Linked DNA regions of Mus musculus: regions 1 and 3 are each linked to region 2. The links are chromatin loops, found by intact Hi-C in ENCODE. Cell type or tissue: heart. All regions are shown on one strand. Each heading gives the region's core, and the rest is flanking DNA. Links, peaks and the distances in the headings are about the cores only.

What was found. A loop is a pair of places that touch in the nucleus more often than their neighbours do. Peaks named below come from ENCODE experiments on the same cell type or tissue, not always from the same donor. Only the 100,000 strongest peaks of a DNase experiment are listed, where the experiment ranks them.
Region 1: a loop joins it to region 2, with 2.5 times the contacts of the local background. A loop is called at or near these places in 1 of 42 quality-filtered maps.
Region 3: a loop joins it to region 2, with 2.0 times the contacts of the local background. A loop is called at or near these places in 1 of 42 quality-filtered maps.

What each region holds. Positions count from the first base shown.
Region 1 is chr8:25,598,942-25,604,646 of GRCm38, forward strand. It overlaps D830025C05Rik (a long non-coding RNA gene), which reads left to right. Exons shown (of 1, transcript XR_003947362.1): 1 at 1-266. It also overlaps a transcript of Nsd3 not described here. Among named protein-coding and RNA genes, the nearest start is that of Letm2, 4.3 kb to the left of the region's middle. In heart, for the core only: no CTCF peak of the experiment used is centred there; DNase peaks (open chromatin) are centred at 2,630, 3,250 and 3,900; H3K4me3 peaks cover 3,213 bases; H3K27ac peaks cover 2,752 bases.
Region 2 is chr8:26,116,245-26,121,891 of GRCm38, forward strand. Hook3 (hook microtubule tethering protein 3) reads right to left here and starts at 2,980. Exons shown (of 22, transcript NM_207659.3): 1 at 2,714-2,980. The coding sequence starts at 2,770. Rnf170 (ring finger protein 170) reads left to right here and starts at 3,124. Exons shown (of 8, transcript NM_029965.4): 1 at 3,124-3,356; 2 at 4,196-4,319. In heart, for the core only: a CTCF peak has its summit at 2,367; DNase peaks (open chromatin) are centred at 2,557 and 3,167; H3K4me3 peaks cover 2,935 bases; H3K27ac peaks cover 2,477 bases.
Region 3 is chr8:25,974,148-25,979,852 of GRCm38, forward strand. It overlaps Hgsnat (heparan-alpha-glucosaminide N-acetyltransferase), which reads right to left and starts at 2,597. Exons shown (of 18, transcript NM_029884.1): 1 at 2,378-2,597. The coding sequence starts at 2,564. In heart, for the core only: a CTCF peak has its summit at 2,663; a DNase peak (open chromatin) is centred at 2,604; H3K4me3 peaks cover 1,710 bases; H3K27ac peaks cover 2,203 bases.

The DNA of each region.
Region 1 (5,705 bases), core at 303-5,302, 520 kb before region 2:
TTCAGTTTGGCCACTAGGGGTCCCTTTGTGCATGTCAGGCAATTTTCCACTAGGGGTTCTGTTTCACAGTCTGATCATAAAGAATTGAAATTTACAAAACTTAACTCCTCCTTCCCCGCCTTGAGACAGGGTCTCACCATGTAGCCCTGGCTGGCCTGGAACTCACTGTGTAGACCAGGCTAGTCTCGAACTCACTGAGATCCTCCTGGCTCCTGATTAAAGAGCTTATTATGTCCCATAATAAAGAGATTATGTCCCATGCTAAAGCTTCCCTCTCCTTGTTTTCTCGCTCTGATAATTCCAAGCTCTACAGTAATTATTTTAATATTTGTCAAATGCAAAAACATTCTTATCATTTTACAATGAAATATCTTATGGAAAAATTCTTATCCATGAATTATATTCACTTACAAGCAGGTACAGTAAAATGTATTATTTAAAAGCCAGATGAACTATCCCATACCCAGTATTTGAAACATAAAGAAGATTTTTTAATCTGGTCACAAGTTAACAATCCAGTTCTTTTAAGAAGGGTTGGGGGGATAAGAACCCTGATGAGACCCATTTGTTCAAAGCAATGAATACTTTCTCCAGGTTTGTATACTTTATCAGGTTTGACAATTTGGTGTTTAGGATAAATTGAATATATTTTTACCACCATAACCTGGAGAAACCTCTTCTGCTTCTGTCTTGATAAGCTGTTTGCTCGTTTGCTATTGAAAAGAGTAAGCATGGTTTGAACCTCAGAATAGGTTAGATGATGGAAACATAAAGTATTATGTGTGGGTAAATTGGGGAAGGAGGATTTCTGGGTCTAACAAGACTTAACAGATGAACAGTAAAGTGGTCTAAGGAGGTAGCTCATCTGAAAAGGTGCTTGCAGTGCCACTGATGATGGGAGTTCAAGCCCTGTAATACGGTGCAAGTCTGGAGCTAGCTCCCACAAGCACTCCTCTCATATTTGCACACACACAAAATAACACAAAAATCAACACTATTGTTCCTGTGCATGGTGGCACACACTTTAATTATAGCACTTGGCAGGCAGAGGCAGAAATTATATTAGGTTGAGGCCAACCTGGTCTTCACAGGAAGTTGAACAGCCAGGGACCCTGTCTCAAAAAAAAAAAAAAAAAAAAAAAAGACTTTTCAGGGCAATTGTGGTGCATGCCTTTGATCCAAGCACTAGGGAGGCAGGTGGATCTCTGAGTTCAAAGCCAGCCTGGTCTACAAAGGGAATTACTCCAGGACATCCAGGACTGTTACACAGAGAAATTCTGTCTCCAAAAACCAAAATAGAGACCAAACCAAAATAATAATAATAATGATAATATCATCAATGGAATTATTTTCATGATCACTTTTAGTATGAGTGCCCATTAAAATCAGTGAACTGCAGAGATTTTTCTAAAATTCTGAGGAGGTGGGCTGGAGAGATGGATCAATGGTTAAGAGCACTTGTTCTTGCTGAGTGCAAGGGTTTGATTCCTAGCACCCAAGAGGTTGCTCACAACCATCCATAACACCAGTTCCAGTAGATCTGACACCTTTTTTTGACCTTTTCGGGGACATGGCATGCACAAGGCACACAGATATATATGTGAGCAAAACACTGATAAACATAAAAATATAAAATATTAAAAACAGTTCTGAGGCAGGGCAGTGGTGGTGCATGCCTTTAATCCCAGCACTTGGGAGTCAGGGGCAGGTGGATTTCTGAGTTCAAGGCCAGCCTGGTCTACAGAGTGAGTTCCAGGATAGCCAGGGATACACAGAGAAACCCTGTCTCGAAAAGACCAAAACAAAACAAAAAACAAAAAACCCGCCGGGCGTGGTGGCGCATGCCTTAATCCCAGCATTTGGGAGGCAGAGGCAGGCGGATTTCTGAGTTTGAGGCCAGCCTGGTCTACAAAGTGAGTTAGTTCCAGGACAGCCAGGGCTATACAGAGAAACAATGTCTCGAAAAACAAAACAAAAACAACAACAACAACAAAAAAAAAACCAAAAAAAAAAAAAACAAAAAATTCTGAGGTGGTATTTGAAACACATCAGGAAATTTCCTTTAATGGTAGCAAATGTAGTCTCTATGGAGAGGAGGTTGACACTTTTTTTGTTTTGTTTTGTTTGTTTGTTTGTTTTTCGAGACAGGGTTTCACTGTATAGCCCTGGCTGTCCTGGAACTCACTTTGTAGACCAGGCTGGCCTCGAACTCAGAAATCTGCCTCCGGAGTGCTGTGATAAAAGGCGTGCACCACCACGCCCGACTGGAGGTTGACACTTTGTAGTGACAGGGTTCGGTAATTCTCAGAACAGAAAGCAAGAGTGTATCGGTTTCCTCATTTGATGGCTACGTATGTTTCCTTTGTAAGTTCTCGTTTCTGGGTTGGACCTTCTAAGTAATTACCAGGCCCCAAGAAACTACATCTGCACACCCCTTCAAGACTGTTTACCCGGCCCTGTCACTGGATCACTCGTATTTCCTAGAATGGGAAGGGCAAGGGGTTTGCAGAGGACTGCCTCCCTTCCTCTCACTCTCCGGTGATCGCTCTGGGACAAATATCCCCACGTCACTCAGTGCGGAGCTCTGGCCCGGAGCAGCGCAGGGCCGGGGCACGTGACCCGCCCGCAGTCCTCGCTGTGGCCCGCGGCCCGGGATGCAGTCGCGCTGACGTCCTCCCGGCTACCCACAAGCCTCTGTACCCCGGTGCGGGCAGGAAGAGGGCAACCGGGTCCAGTGGCTGCCCGGGAGATCGGGGTGCCTTCTGTTGCTGGACGCGGACTGCCCGGCAACCCCCGGGCACACTGGCGGCTACCGGTCTCTCTCCCGGGGAAGGAGACTGCCCCGGCTCGGGCTGTCGTCCTAACGTGCTGGCCCGTGTCTGGGACGCCGGGGCCAGGGCGCTCTGCTGACAGCTGTCAGGCTGTCAGTGACTCCCGGGCACTCCCCGGTCTGCGTCACCGCGTACCGGTCATCAGGTTCTTCCTAACATCTAGGAATGGTAGCGCAGGGCCACTCGAGTACCATATGGCGTCTAGTACGTGCTGCCGTTTAGTAAGTATTAGCCTCGCAGGCCCGACCTGGCTGCCCCTCCGCACCAGCCCTTCCTGTCCCTCTGCCTCATCGCCTGCGGTCTCGCGTCTGCTCCAGACTCTCGCGCGCCCCTCCTCTCCGCGGCTGACGAGCCTCTTCCTCCTTCGCTCTCAGCGCCGAGCTCCGGACTGCATTTCCCGGCAGGCGCCGCGGCCAGTAGCCAATAGGAGACCTAGGATTTGGCGGCGGCGGCGCCGAACGGGGCGGGGGGGCTTTGTGCGCGGAGGCGGCGGCGGCGGCGGCGACGGCGGCGGGAGCTGGCGGCGCGGAGATCCGGACGGAGGCCGAGACCGGGGCTGGGTTGCCGGGTGTCTGCTGGGAGAGGTGTGCAGCTTTCGATCAGAACCCTGGGACCCTGCTGCCCTTCGGGGCCGCCAGCCTCCGGCTCCTCTCCGGCACCAGCAGCTACGCGGCGACCCCCGTCCGGCCGCCTCCCCTTCGCTCCGCGTCGCCCGCAGCCTTCCGTCTGCCCGCAAAACGAGCCCGGCCGGCCGGGCCGTGGCCGTCCTCAGTGCCGGCCGCCATGGCAGGGGTGCTCGGCGCGGGGGAAATCTAGTCCGAGGATTTCATGCGGCCTAGCTCGGTTCCGTCTCCTGCGCCCGCGGTCCCGGCAGCTGCCGGCAACCCAGCCCCACTTCGGGCCTCGGTGTCTCTCCTGTGATCGCACTGACACGGCAGGGGGGTTAGAATGGAACAAACTGAAGGTAAAGTGCTTGTGTATGTGTGTGTTGCGCGTCAGGGCTGAGGAGGCTCCTTGGGGTGGGGGCGACCTAAGACCCAGGCACCCATAAGGAGTGAGACCCTGGAAGAGAAGGGGCCGCGGATGGCCTGAAAGGGTTCTGGGAAGGAAGAGCAGATGGTAAGGTGGGTGTGGAAGGAATTGGGAGGTGGGGCAGGTAGGCTTGGGATATGATGTAGTGGTGCTGAGCTGGGAATTGGGAGTAGAGGTGGGATGGGGGCGGGGATAAGGATGGAAACGGGGGAGGGGTAGGAAAAGAGAAGAGTTAGATTTGGACATTAGAGACCTAATGCAAATGAGGATAGGTCTGGAATGGAGTGTGGAAACTAGAAGAGTTGGGGGGAAAGGGATAGGGGTGATGGAGAATCGAGGCTTCTTCTGGGAATCAAGGAGAGAAACTAGTGAATCAAAGTGGAGGAAAAGATAAGATTAGGAAATAGGGATGAAAAATGATTGTGTCAGGATGCAAGAGCAGGATAGGAAATAGACGCAGGAAACTGAAAGACATACGATTGGGCTAGGGAAGGACATTAGCTGAGTGTTGGAAAGGATGAGAATTATCGACCAGGCGTCACAGAGTGTGAGGAAAAGGATGGGGATTATTGAAGTGTTAGAAGGGAAAGCCTTTTGTTCCTATGTTTGTGTGTATTCTGTCTTGTATTTCAAGGCTAGAGAAATAGAGAAGCTAGTGGTTATGGGGTTGTGATTGTTGTGAAATGAGGGAGGTGTGGGTGTTACTGTTCTGAGAGAAGAGGAGATGTGTTTGTGTTATGGTAGGGAGGCAGGGAAAGACATGGCCATAATTTGATGGTTTTGGTGAGGGAGTAAAGACTATTCAGATTTAAAGGGGGCAGGGGCAGCCATGTTTGTTACCCGGCACTGCAGTGTAAATAAATTCCTTTTCCTCTCCGACATCTGCGTGAATCTGGAACCGGCAGTTCACATTGTTACACCTCCCCTTCTACTCATGAACTTCTCTTACCTCTTGGGTCATTTGCAATTACTCATAACCACGGAAGGACGCGGCGATGTTTCCCATCTTGTGTGTTTTGCTGCCTCTTCCTTTCTTTCCCCCTTTCCTTCTAGTTGCAAAAAAAGGCATACTGATAAACCGCAGTGTACATTTTCACCCTTTTTTATAAATTTAAAATTAGATTTTTAAAAAAAACTAACTGAAGAAATCATTGCTATCATATTTCAAGCTTGATTGTGAAAAGTCTTAAATATTGATTGGTTTCCGACACCTCAGAAGCAAGTCAACATTTTTTTTTTCCAATTCTTTAAGTAAACAAGGAAACTGCATTGGTTATTTTACTTGGGGCGCGTTGAGAAAGGGGTGGGGAAGATCAGCCTGTTGTAGCTCATCTGCTTGCTGGACTTAGGGTCTTGGAAAATTAGAAATGTTCCAGGTGATATGCATGTTGTTATGAATAATGCTTTTTTATTAGCTTTTCCCCTCTCTTCCCTTTGCTTTCATGTAGCTAGTTCAATACAGTCTCCAAATGCCAGTTCAGCAGCGTGATCTGTGAAGTAGGCATGTAGTCCTTAGATCCTCACTGAGTTGTCAGCTTTTGAGGGGTGGGTGGAGGGGAAGTTCTGTCACTCCCAGGAAAGCGCCAGTAATTCTTTAATGCATTCAAATCTAACTACTTGTGTGATCTAAATTTAGACTAAGGGTCTAAGTCCTGACAAAGTAGATAAATTGGTATTGGGTGAAATTTATTTTCTATTCATATTGAAAAGGATTCAGTATTCACCTTACTTAAAATAATTGTAATTATGGTCATCCAAACTTTAGCCATGTGTTAGTATTGAAACTGTTTTCTAACACCAGCAAGGCCTGCTAACTATACAGTGGGCTTGGTCCATTTGTAC
Region 2 (5,647 bases), core at 1-5,000:
TAGAGAAGGGCAATTAATATGAAGACTCACAACTGGTCAGTACAGAGAATAAGAAACTGTGGAGTGTGTTCAATGCTAACGGCACATCTATATCACAACCCTTTCTCTTAAGACTCCAGAGAGCACTGCAGAAGAGGGGGCAGAAAGACTCTAAGAACCAGAAGGTGTGGAGTGCTGCATATAAGTGTTTTCTGGATATGACAGGGATGGTATACGTAAGAATCCACAGTGGGCTATGCTGAGGCTGTATGCCCAGGATCTGCAGAAGAGCAAGTCAGCCAAAATTCTAGAATGAATGGAGAAGAGGTCATTTTGCTGAGAAGCTACCGGAGGCTGGAGGGGTCAGTCTGTTTTCTCCTGGGGGGCAGTCCCTAGTAGATTATCCCTGCTCCAGAAGACAGATCTACCCACATAAATACTGGCAACACTAAATGGATTCAATAGGTTAAAAAGAAAAAAGAAAGAGTGTGTATGAACTTGGGAGGGACAAGTGGTATTGAGAAGAGGCGGTAAACCTGCCCAAACCACACACCCACACACGAAAGAAATTCTCAAATTAAAAAATAGAGCCCAAATAGAGAGAACTGACTCCTCTAAGTTATTCAATGCCCTCCACAAAAGGGCTGTGTGTGCACATATCCATTTATGTGTGCATATATCCCCACACAAATAAATATAAAATGATCATTGTTAAAAAGCAAACAGGCTGTTGGAATGGCTGAGCAGGAGAGGGTGCTTACACACCGATCTGGTGACCTGTGACCTGAGTTCGTTGCTTGGAAAACATGGAGAGGGCATCAATTCCAAAAAGCTGACCACTGACCTTCATATGCATATGCTGCCAACTGTGCCCATGTGCACACATCAGTTACACAAGGGGGAATTTTTTTAAAAGGGGACTGACAGATGTAATGCCATAGGTTTTTGTGTTTTGTTTTGTTTACCCTATCAGGTAGGAATACATCTTGCTTCAGGGGGAAGGAAGAGGGGATAAGGTTTAATGTTTAAGCATATTCTGTTGGGCTAGCTTGTTATATACTGACAGGGCACGAAACATTTCCCATCCTTTCAAAAGTCTTCCTGGTTTAAAGAATAATTTGAAACTTGGCTGAGGTGTAGCTCTGTCGTGTCACCTATCGCCGTTCTCTATCTGAAGCATAGCAGTGAAGTCTAGCTTCAGGCTTGAAGTTGGAACTTACAGAGCATGTTAACTATGCACTATTTCCAGTGATCTGAAATTACAAGAATGATCTAACACAAAACCAAACCATAAAGGTCTCCATTGTATAAAGGCTGCTTCAAAGGGCACAATCAGATTAATGACATACCCAGTTTATAAAAAAACAAAAACAAAAACAAAACTTCAAGCTGGGTGTAGTGATGCAGGCAGACTGCTACAAATTCAAGATCATAGTTTGAGGTCAAAATGGGCCACATAGCAAGATCCTATCTCAAATGCACACACATCTGTAGATTCTACTTTTCTTACATTTATTACAACCGACCTAAGTTAACAGTTCTCAAACTTCTCGGCAGTGTTCCTGCACAAAACAGTGATGGTTACCTTCCAGAGATCTGAACCTCTAACCTAAGGCACTGTTCAGTAGAATTTTTTGCTATTTGCATTTTACCTTTAAAGTGACTAAGACCAGGAGATGAACAGCTTAGTGGTAGAGCCTTCCCTTAAAATGCAGGAGGCCCAAATACTACCATCTCCCCCAATAAGCAAACAAAATTAACATGTATCACAATAGCCACTGTAAATGTATCTGGGTTCTTCTAAAAAGGACAGCTAACATTTCTAGCAGTAAGTAAAATGAATGTTCCTGGTTTATCCCATGGCTCTGCATATATGCCTGGACCTACCTCCAACCAGCATATGAAAACCAGAAACAAACACGGTTAACTGTCCAGCTAATGAAAAGGGCCGTTTAAGCCATGACTATTGACAAAATCCTGCATGTTTACTTGAAAATTCGATAACCTTAACCCTCATCAATTCCAAATTAGAATCTCATGGTGCTTTAAAAATGTGTTTCAGTTCCATTACGAAATCCCTCAATTTTTCCAGTTCAACATTTTTATCGTTGGTTCCTTTTATAGGTACCATCACATCGTTTATAACAGTCAAAATGCATCTCGCGTTTTAAATGTTTTGCCTCTGAGTGATTCTTCATGTTTTGTCTATCCACCCTGCCAATGTACTATTTTCCAATGGGCAGGGCTTCATCCATCCCTCAAGGGGCTACACTCCATCCTGGCTGAACGCTACAACAAAGGCGAGCAGCATCGCTTAACTAGGGGGTCCCGACTGCCTCTACCGGGCGCCCAGGCAGAACCAACGCTTTGGATCACTGGGAGCTTGGGAGCGAAACGCCAGCGCCTCATCAAGGCAAACAGTCCTAATTACAGTGTCGCCTGCACCCCATCATTAGCCCCCACCGGGCAGGTTTCCTCTCGGACAGCAGCCAACATCTCAGGCCGGACAAGTTCCTCCTGGACCCTGGGCCCAGCCTGCCTGAGCCCGGCCTCTCCCTGCTGACCCTGACCCGGCCGCGGGTGTAGACGCGGCCGCACCGGCTACTCAGCTCCGCCCGTCCCAAGCCCCGGATGTGACGGCAGGTCGCCCCGGGGCGTTCGCCCCCCGGGACGAGCACCGGTGTCCGCGAAAAGGTGGCGGAGCTTTCCCACCGGCCCGCTGCCCACCACGTACCCAAGTGAGCAGGCTCTCGCACAGCTCCACCCGCTCCACAGACTCCACGTTAAACATCTTCCTGGGGTGGCCGCAGCGTCTCCCTTCAACCAACCAGAAGCCGCGGCCGCTCGGCTCGGGGTTTGAGTCCGAAGGGGTCAGGCAGCAGACCGGGCGTCTGGCGGACCTTCTCTTCCGTCCGTCCGCTCCCGGGGCGCGGACGCTGGCAATCGCTCCGCACTGTCACCAGCCCCTCCTTCCCTCGCTCGGGGCCGCGCACTCCCTTGCGCGCACCCGGCGCCGCCAGCCCACGCCCTCTTGCGCGAGCGCCGCGCCCCGCCGCGCCGCGTAGCGCGAGTCCCGAGGTCCGAGGGCCACTGCGCACGCTCGCGCTCGCTCAGCCCCGCCCCTAGAGGCGCGCTCCCAGAGCCAGTCCAAGGCCCGCGGGCGCGCGCCCCGGCCGGGCCCTGCGGTGGCGGCCGGTCTGTGTGTCTCTCCAGTCCGCTCACCCTCGCCGGGGCTCCGCACTGCGCGTGCGCTGACGCCGGCGCTCTGGCTTAAGAAGCCGCCTGTAGTTTGCACGGGAGGAGTAGCTAGGTAGTCCCCGGAAATGAGCTCTATGCCGACCCGCCGACTGGCCCGGTAGTTCCTCGGCCGCGACGAGGTACGCGCCCCCCTCTCCGGCCGCGGGCGTGTGCCAGGCCACGCCCCCGCACGGGCGGGCCGGGGACCCGCGGACTGCGGGACTCGGCGCGGTGGCGGTGGGGGGAGCTGCGGGACCGCGCGAGGGTAGGCTCCGCGCCCACCGCTTCCCTCCGGAAGCCGGAGCGCAGCCTTCCCTGAGTCGCCGGAGCCTGCCCAGAGTCTCCCTCCGGGCGAAGGTGGAACGGCTGACGTGGGCGCGTCTCGGAGGCTGGGGGCCGGTTTGGCCCGGCTGTGGGGAGCCCGGCGTTCCTCCTTGGAGCCCCCTTCTCCCACAAAAAACTTTACCCAAAGTGACAGAGGGTGGACGCCAGTTCCCCAGTGCGTAAGGACCCTTGCTGTTCCTAAGGCCTGCTTCTTGTGCTAGGAGTTGGCTTCATTGAGGTGCATCCTTGCCCGACTTTCGATTTTTTTTTTTTAATACAAGCCTTGTAGAAGGTTTCATATACGTTTTTAAGTCGCATGCAGAACAGTGCGTAGCAGTACATGTTTGAGGAATATTAATAAAATGAATTGCCACATTCCCAAGAGTTCTTCCATCCATACCATCTCTAATCTGATTTTTGTGATAGGCACTTACTTTATTTTAAAAGCTTTCCCTTTTAGCTTTTTAACCAGATGACTATGCATGTAGTATAATTTTCCTTTGTTTGATTTTGAACTTTTATGAATGGATATGTATTGTGGCTTTGGCTTTTAAATAATATTAAATTATCTGCAAAAATCCCATGATTGTCTAATATCCTATTGTGTGACTACAGCCTTGTACCCGTTCTACTATTGATGTGCACTTTGTTCCAGCTTAGGGCGTCTAAGAATAATGCTATAATAAACAGTCGACCTTAATGCAAAGATATTGGCGTTTCCAAGACAACAAGATACAAGATATATGCTTTGGAGTCCTAGGAGAATCTTGGATTCAAAGGTATGCATAACCACCAGATCATGCAGTCTTTGATTAGCAGTGCCTGGGAAGAAGTTATCTTCCCAGGGCACACCTTCACTTTTTTTTTTTTTTTCTTCAGTTCCTGGGGACTTCTTTCCCATTTGAAGTTGGTTTTCTCGCTGAGCTTTTAGGATTTCAAAAAAACATTGAGTTTTTGTTTTGTTTTGCTTGCGTGGTTGGCTGTGTGTGTGTGTGTGTGTGTGTGTGTGTGTGTGTGTGTAGCCCTGGCAATTCTGGAACCTGCTCTGCAGACCCGGCTGGCCTCAAACTCAGAGATCTGCCTGCCTCTGCCTCCTGATTGCTGGGATCAAAGGCTTACCACCGCTGGCAGCATTAAATTTTTTAAAATGATCCTTTTATCGACTACTGCTTGATGATCACATGTAATCGATCGTTTCATAGATTCGAAAAATCTTGGGCTGAGGAGGTAGTGCTAGATTCACTACCCTAGCAAACACCAATCTTTGGTACCAAAAATAAGCAAATAAATAACTGTATCTGAAGCCTTCTCAAAGGTTTTTCCTGCGAACATTCTTCTTAACAGGAGCAGAGATACCTTGAGAAATCCTAACTTTGAATCTCCTGTTCTTATGGTATCTATGTGGGTGCCTCTGGATCTTTGTCAGACTAGAGGTCCAGCATTCCATGCTGAAATGTTTCTGTAGAACCGGTGTCACCTTTCAGTGACTAAAGCTGATTAGGTAAACAGATAGTAAGTGTAGATTACATTGACTTCGGCCTTGCCTTTAGCTTCACGGCCACAGGTTTTAGCCATTTGGGAGGGACTGTGGTATCTGTAACCACTTGGGCTTTCAAAAGCTGTGATACAGTGGTGATAAAGTATGTCTTTTCAAATCTGTGAGTCTGCAGTGTTTTTATGCCCTGTGTAGCATTACTGGTTTATTTTATGCTTCTAATTACTTTTCGGGGCAGAAATGATATTAAGAACTCCTTGATAACGATTACAGAAGCCATCTGACCATCAGGATGCTATATGAACCCGGGGCAGGGGAGGGGGACGGGGGAGTTGGGTGAGGACCCGTTTTTTCTTTGTTATAGGAAATCTTAGTATTCCTACTAGAAAAGGGTAGCCCTTTCCATGACAGTGTTAGAAAAAGACCCAAGAGAGGGGAGTGGGCCTTTCCTGAGCTGTCTTTGTAGGCCTTGCCCAGATGGAGGTTAGTTCTCAGCTACAGCAGTCTGAGAGTTCAGGGGAAGATGGTGCTGCTGTTCCATATGACAGATTTTGGATTTGGTTGTGAGCACACATGTCAGAAACAGATAAGCATGTATGTGTCATTCCAAAA
Region 3 (5,705 bases), core at 439-5,438, 140 kb before region 2:
AAAGTTTGAGAACTCTTGCACCCCACCATTCTGGTGGAAGACTATGAACCTCCTCGCTTTAATGGCACATTTGAAAGGCATATGACGTGTATGACAAGACTGAAGGGCACTAAGACTCCCTGCTCCAGCATTCAATCAAGAGGTACTTGCTTGATGACATCATTAAGTTGGCACTCACTTAGGACTGGGGTGTCTCCTCTCACCACATAGACTCCAGGGACTCAACTCAAGCAGAGTTAGGCTTGACAACACATTTACATTACACACAAACACACACACACACACACACACACACACACACACACACACACAGCATTTAAAAATGAACTTCTGGGGCTGGAGAGCTGGCTCAGCAGTTAAGAGCACCAACTGCTCTTCCAGAGGTCCTGAGTTCACATCCCAGCAACCACATGGTGGCTCCCAACCATCTGTAATGGGATCTGATGCCCTCTTCTGATGTGTCTGATGACAGTGTACTCCTATACACAAAATAAATAAATAAAACTTAAAAAAAAGATGTCTTTAAAAAAAAGAATGAACATCTGTGAGCAAAGATTTTTTTTCCCCAAAAATAGCTTTTCAAAAATGTTAATACCATCTCAAAAGTACTGTGAAATTCCAGTCCTTTTCGGTGGGGCTGGAGTATGACATCTGCAGAGATCATAGACTCGTAGCTGGTAAGGATGACTGTCTTACTGTGTGCCACATCCTAACAGTCTTATACGATAGATTAGTCTTTTTTTCCCCCTCCTGTGGGGACTTCTCTGCACTGCAGTGATTGGCCTTGAATTGTTGGGTTCAAGATATCCTCCTGCCTCAGTCTCCCAAGTAGCTGGTGCTCCAGGCAGGCACCACTGTGTGACCTAGAGAGACCAACCAACTTGCTTTAGGTCCGACCTGCTGGGAGGTAGGTAGGAGTGGAGTTCAGTCAGGGGCAGTAGTTAACTCCTAGGTTACCACACTCCAGAAAGGACGCAAGCGTATCTGCTCTGTCCCTCCGGCCTCCACCAGCCCTTGGATTTCTCCCTCATCTTTCAGCTGGATAAAGAGAAAACAGCAATTTGAACATGTCCTCCCAAAGCTCACCACAGCCATTTACATATCCTGTGAGTTTTGGAATATTCGTTTAACGGCTTTCCTAAACCTAGGTATTCTTAGGGGTTTTGTTTGCTTGTTTATTTGTTTGATCTGTCATAATTTTCTTTTTCATTCCTCCTGTTAATTTTTTAAAATGTGTTTGGGTGCCTGGCCTGCATGTATGTATGTATGTATGTATGTATGTATGCATACCACATGAGTGCCTGGTACCCAAAGAAGCCAGAAGATGGCATCAGAACCCCTAGAACTTGAGTCATATGTGGTTGTGCCCTGACATGGGTAGGTGGTATCAAAGGGCAGCCAATTCTCTTAAGCTGGAGTCATCTATCCAGGCTACCTACCGTTCATTCTTGACAGTCTTCCTTTTCCAGTGAGAGTAACTCCCTGTGCAACTACTCTTCACCCTATACAACAGCATCCTTTCCTGGACAGAATGGCTGGATTTCTACTTCTTAGTCTTTAGTAGTATGTTTTACGCTTAGATTTGCCATGTGGGTTTTAGGCTCAGAAAGAGCTTGACATTGTTACTATATAATTTGGGAGCATGTAGAGTCCCTCAGGCCTAGCTGAACGTCAGAATTGCCCCCCCAGGAAGCTTCAAATAAGAGCAGCAGTGAAAAGTTCAAACACCCTGGCCAGACCCCAAACTCAGCAGGATTTTCTTTTAACTCTCTCCTCCCAAGGACGGGTTGTAATTGCAAATTGTAACTCACACCGTTCTTCGTGCTTTTTGCATTGTTTCAATGTCTTTTTTAAAGTTTGGAAGCTGAAGGGGTGTTCAACACAGGCACCACATTCCAATTTCTATACAGAAAAGGGGATGAGATGGATAGGAAAAAGGCAGGTGACATACCTTGCCAGGTGACAGGCCCTATCCCAAACAATGCATAAAGGTAAGGGGTGGGGGTTTGGGGTAGAAGTGGGTGTTCACTTGCCTCAGTCCTCGACCCAAACTATCCTCTCGATAGGAGTTTGTGAAATGGAGTTGCGGGACCCTATGAACCTTCAGACCTGAGTCAAGAGAAGTCCCAGAATTCCTATTTTTTCACCCTTCCCCCTGGTGAATTCGGAGACGGACAGAGCACCCAGCCCCAAGGTCCTTCAACTGAACCTGGGAAGCCAGACCCGGGTCGCGGCTCCTGCGACGCCGGCACTGCGGTCCACCCCAGCGTGGACCGGGCGCGACGCTCAAGTCCTGCGCCCCGCGGGCCGTGGGGAGGTCCGGGGCAGGCCCACGCACGGTCCCCGCTACCCCTAGCCGTGGGGGCCGCTCGCTCACCTGGCTCCGCCCGGCGGCCGGGGGCCAGCAGCGTGGCGCTCAGCACCGACCCGGCCAGCAGCAGCGCTGCCAGCGCCGGGCCCGCGCCCATGCCTCCCACAGCCTCTCTCCGGGAGTTGCGCTCTGTCCCCGCAGCCGAGCTGCGCTCTTCTGCCCGGCGCCTGCGCGAGCTCGACCCGCCCGTCATCGCCCGCTCCCGTGGCGTCACCGCTCCTGTCCCGCAGGGGATGGCGGGGAGAGGGCGGGGCCGCTCCCTCCTAGGCACGCCCCGCGGAAGCTTCCTAAGCCCCGCCCAGCTGGGAAAGCATGCGTCCAGCTAGTGTCCACCATAGGAGGGCAGCCAGGCTGTTTTCTACCCTCTGCACAGTGTTTCTGTCCCATCGGGAGAAAACCGCAAAAGAGTGGTCTTTGCTTTCCCAGTCATCCACTCCCTCACCATTCCCTGAACGTTCTAAATTCTTGCATCTTAGCCTTTCAACGTACAGATACGTGTTACTCACCTTCTAGGAGAGTCCTTAGTAAAAATGACTACAGAGCTTCCCCCTTACACGCACAAACTCTGGGCGTTCACTACCTAGAGTGAATGATACACCCCTTAAAAGGTCTCCTGTTTCTGGCCTTGCACAGGTTGCTGCCAGTCTGTGGAAGTTTAAGGTGTCCAGGGATGAGGACCTTATAAACCACACTGCTGTCTGTATTCCGGGAGAAACCATCACACGCGAAAGAGGGCAGGCATGATGTTTGTAATAAAATTGTAGTTGCAAAATCGTGTGGGCAATCTGAATGGCCGTCAACGAGACAGCATCGCGCCATGCAGCAGTGGAAATGAACAACAGATCTTCCCATTTCCACCTGTGAGAGGCTTCCATAGGATGATGAAGGGGAAACTGGTTGCACTTAGCTTTGTAATGAGTTTATTTACTTTTTTTGATGGACTCATTTACAAATTCAACTATGCAAAGAAACATACCAGCAACCTCATTTAAAGAATCACATTCTTTTGTTACTAAACACAACAGTGGTCAAAATTATAACGTATAGAATGGATCCCAAGATTTAATGGAAAAAAGAAAAAACAAAACAAAACACCCTGTGCTGAAAAGTTTCAGGTTCCAATGTCACTGAATCCAGTTCTGAACATGTTTCTTAATATTTCTTTGTAATGGATCCCCAGACTGGAGCACAACTGCCTTAGTGAAAGACCCATTCATGTTCTATAATCAGCATATAAAATGTAGCACCCACCAAAACTAAAACAAAGGCCTAAATCCATCAAAACCCATAGTTCTGGGAAAGTCTCTAAAGATAATAACCTTGGTTTTGGCTTTTGGCTAACTGTTCTTTTTAACTAGAGTATTGCAACACAGGGTATAGTGTTGTGCTAAAGAGTTCACCAGCTAATAAGGACTTCCTATTGGCTTAAACCCATATCCAAGTAGTCTTCTCTGGTGGACTCCCCCACAATATGTTAGAAATATGTTCTGGGTCACAAAGAAAGAGACCATCACTGCACCCGAAGTGTCTGGACAAGGCAAACTACTTTCCTCTCGATCAAGGGTGTGCTCTGTGTGTCACACTTAAACACAGCGAGATAGAAATGAATCTGGTTTTTATTATAGCTCAGGGAGTGGCTAGAGCCCGACTTCACAATCTTATCCATTTAGCTAGTCTGAAAAAGACTGGCCCACAGGAAATGAAGGAGGAAGAGGAAAGGTCTCGCTGTACTCAAGAAAAAAGAGTCACTGCTCCAGGCTGTTAAATTCCTAAAATAAGTGCAGTGGGCCTTTATGGAATCCAAAGGGTTTACTGGGTAGGGAGGATTAAAACATTCTCATAAAAGTCTTACAAGGTGGGGGAGATTAAATTTTTTTTTTAAATTCCCTGTCCTAAACATGTTTTGTATTGATAGAAAAGATTCATATTTGATATTTCTTACAAATGGAAAGATAAATGCTATATTCAAGCAATGATTAGGAGGGAGAGAGCAAAATGTCATGCCAGTGTCCTGGCGGGCTCCAACTGGCAGCGTCCTTGTTAGGCTGGGTAGTAAAGAGGTATACGGGTACACCCTGCATCATTCTAACATGCTTCATTTGAACTACTTGATAATTCTAGAGTCCCAATACAAAGGCAGTATGACTGATGTCAACCTGGAAGATCAAGGTGCCAAGTATTTGACAGAGGCTAACTGGTGCTAAGAGGCAAGGATTTGATGGGCCCAAAACTCCGGGCTGCTCCAGCACACGGTGAGTGTCTCTGCACTACTGCCTCTGGTGTTACAGCCTCAGACACAAGAAAGGCTTCTCTCAAGTGGATTCTTCTTGCTCACTGTGCAGAGCAGCCAACCAACCAGAGTTGTGGCTGCCTCCCCTCCGAAGAATCAAGAAGCAACTGAGAGCCTTTCAAGAGTGACCAAAGAAAGAAAGGACAGAGATGAGAAGACAGAACAGAGAATTTTAAACAGATAAAAAGTTTTAAGGAACCACAGGGAAAAAAAATCTGCAGACCCTGGATGCCAGCAAAGTCTAAGAAAGCATTGAGGATTTCAGTGAAATCCAAGAGTTCCAGTTCCCATGCTGAGAGCTTTCATACCAACCTCTGGAGGGGGTTGCTGGTAGGGTTAAGAGTGCTGTACCTGAGGATTGTATCACAGGAGGAGGAGGAGGAGGGAGGAGGAGAAGGAGCCTATGGCTGCCTCCTGCTGCTCCTCCATGCTGCCCAAACACTTGGGGGGAAATTAAAAGTGAGGTGATAGCATCGCTTGCCGAGCTCCCCCTGCCACAAGCTCTGCCCAGAGAGAAGAGAAGAGCTCTCAGCTTCTAGTGTGAAAGGAGGGAAGGTAGGTGGGTTACACAGCAGGGCTCAGGAGGCGGCTCCCAGTGAGGGACTGTAGGAAGGTGTGGCTGCTCACAAGTGTGGCCAGAGGATCACTGCATATCCACACTTGAATCTCACACTCGGTCAAGCAGTACTCAGACAAAAAAAAAAAAAAAAAAGAAAGAAAGAAAGAAAGATCAAATACTAAAATGGAAAAAAATTGCTAAGGAACCTTTGCAAATCCATGGAGTTTGTGATTACTATAGTAGGAATGATTAGATGTCTTTAATTACACTTACAGAGGAAAAAAATAGATATCAGAGGAAAATCAAAACTGATCTTAGAGAACTTGTAATCGTGTTAAAGCGTATGCACACTGAATTAGGTTTCATCGCTGTGGAGAGACCCTGTGACCACAGCAACTCTTAATAAAGGAAAAGGTTTAATCGGGACTGGCTGGCTTACAGTTTCAGAGGTTTAGTCCATTATCAACATGGTGGGAAGCATGGCA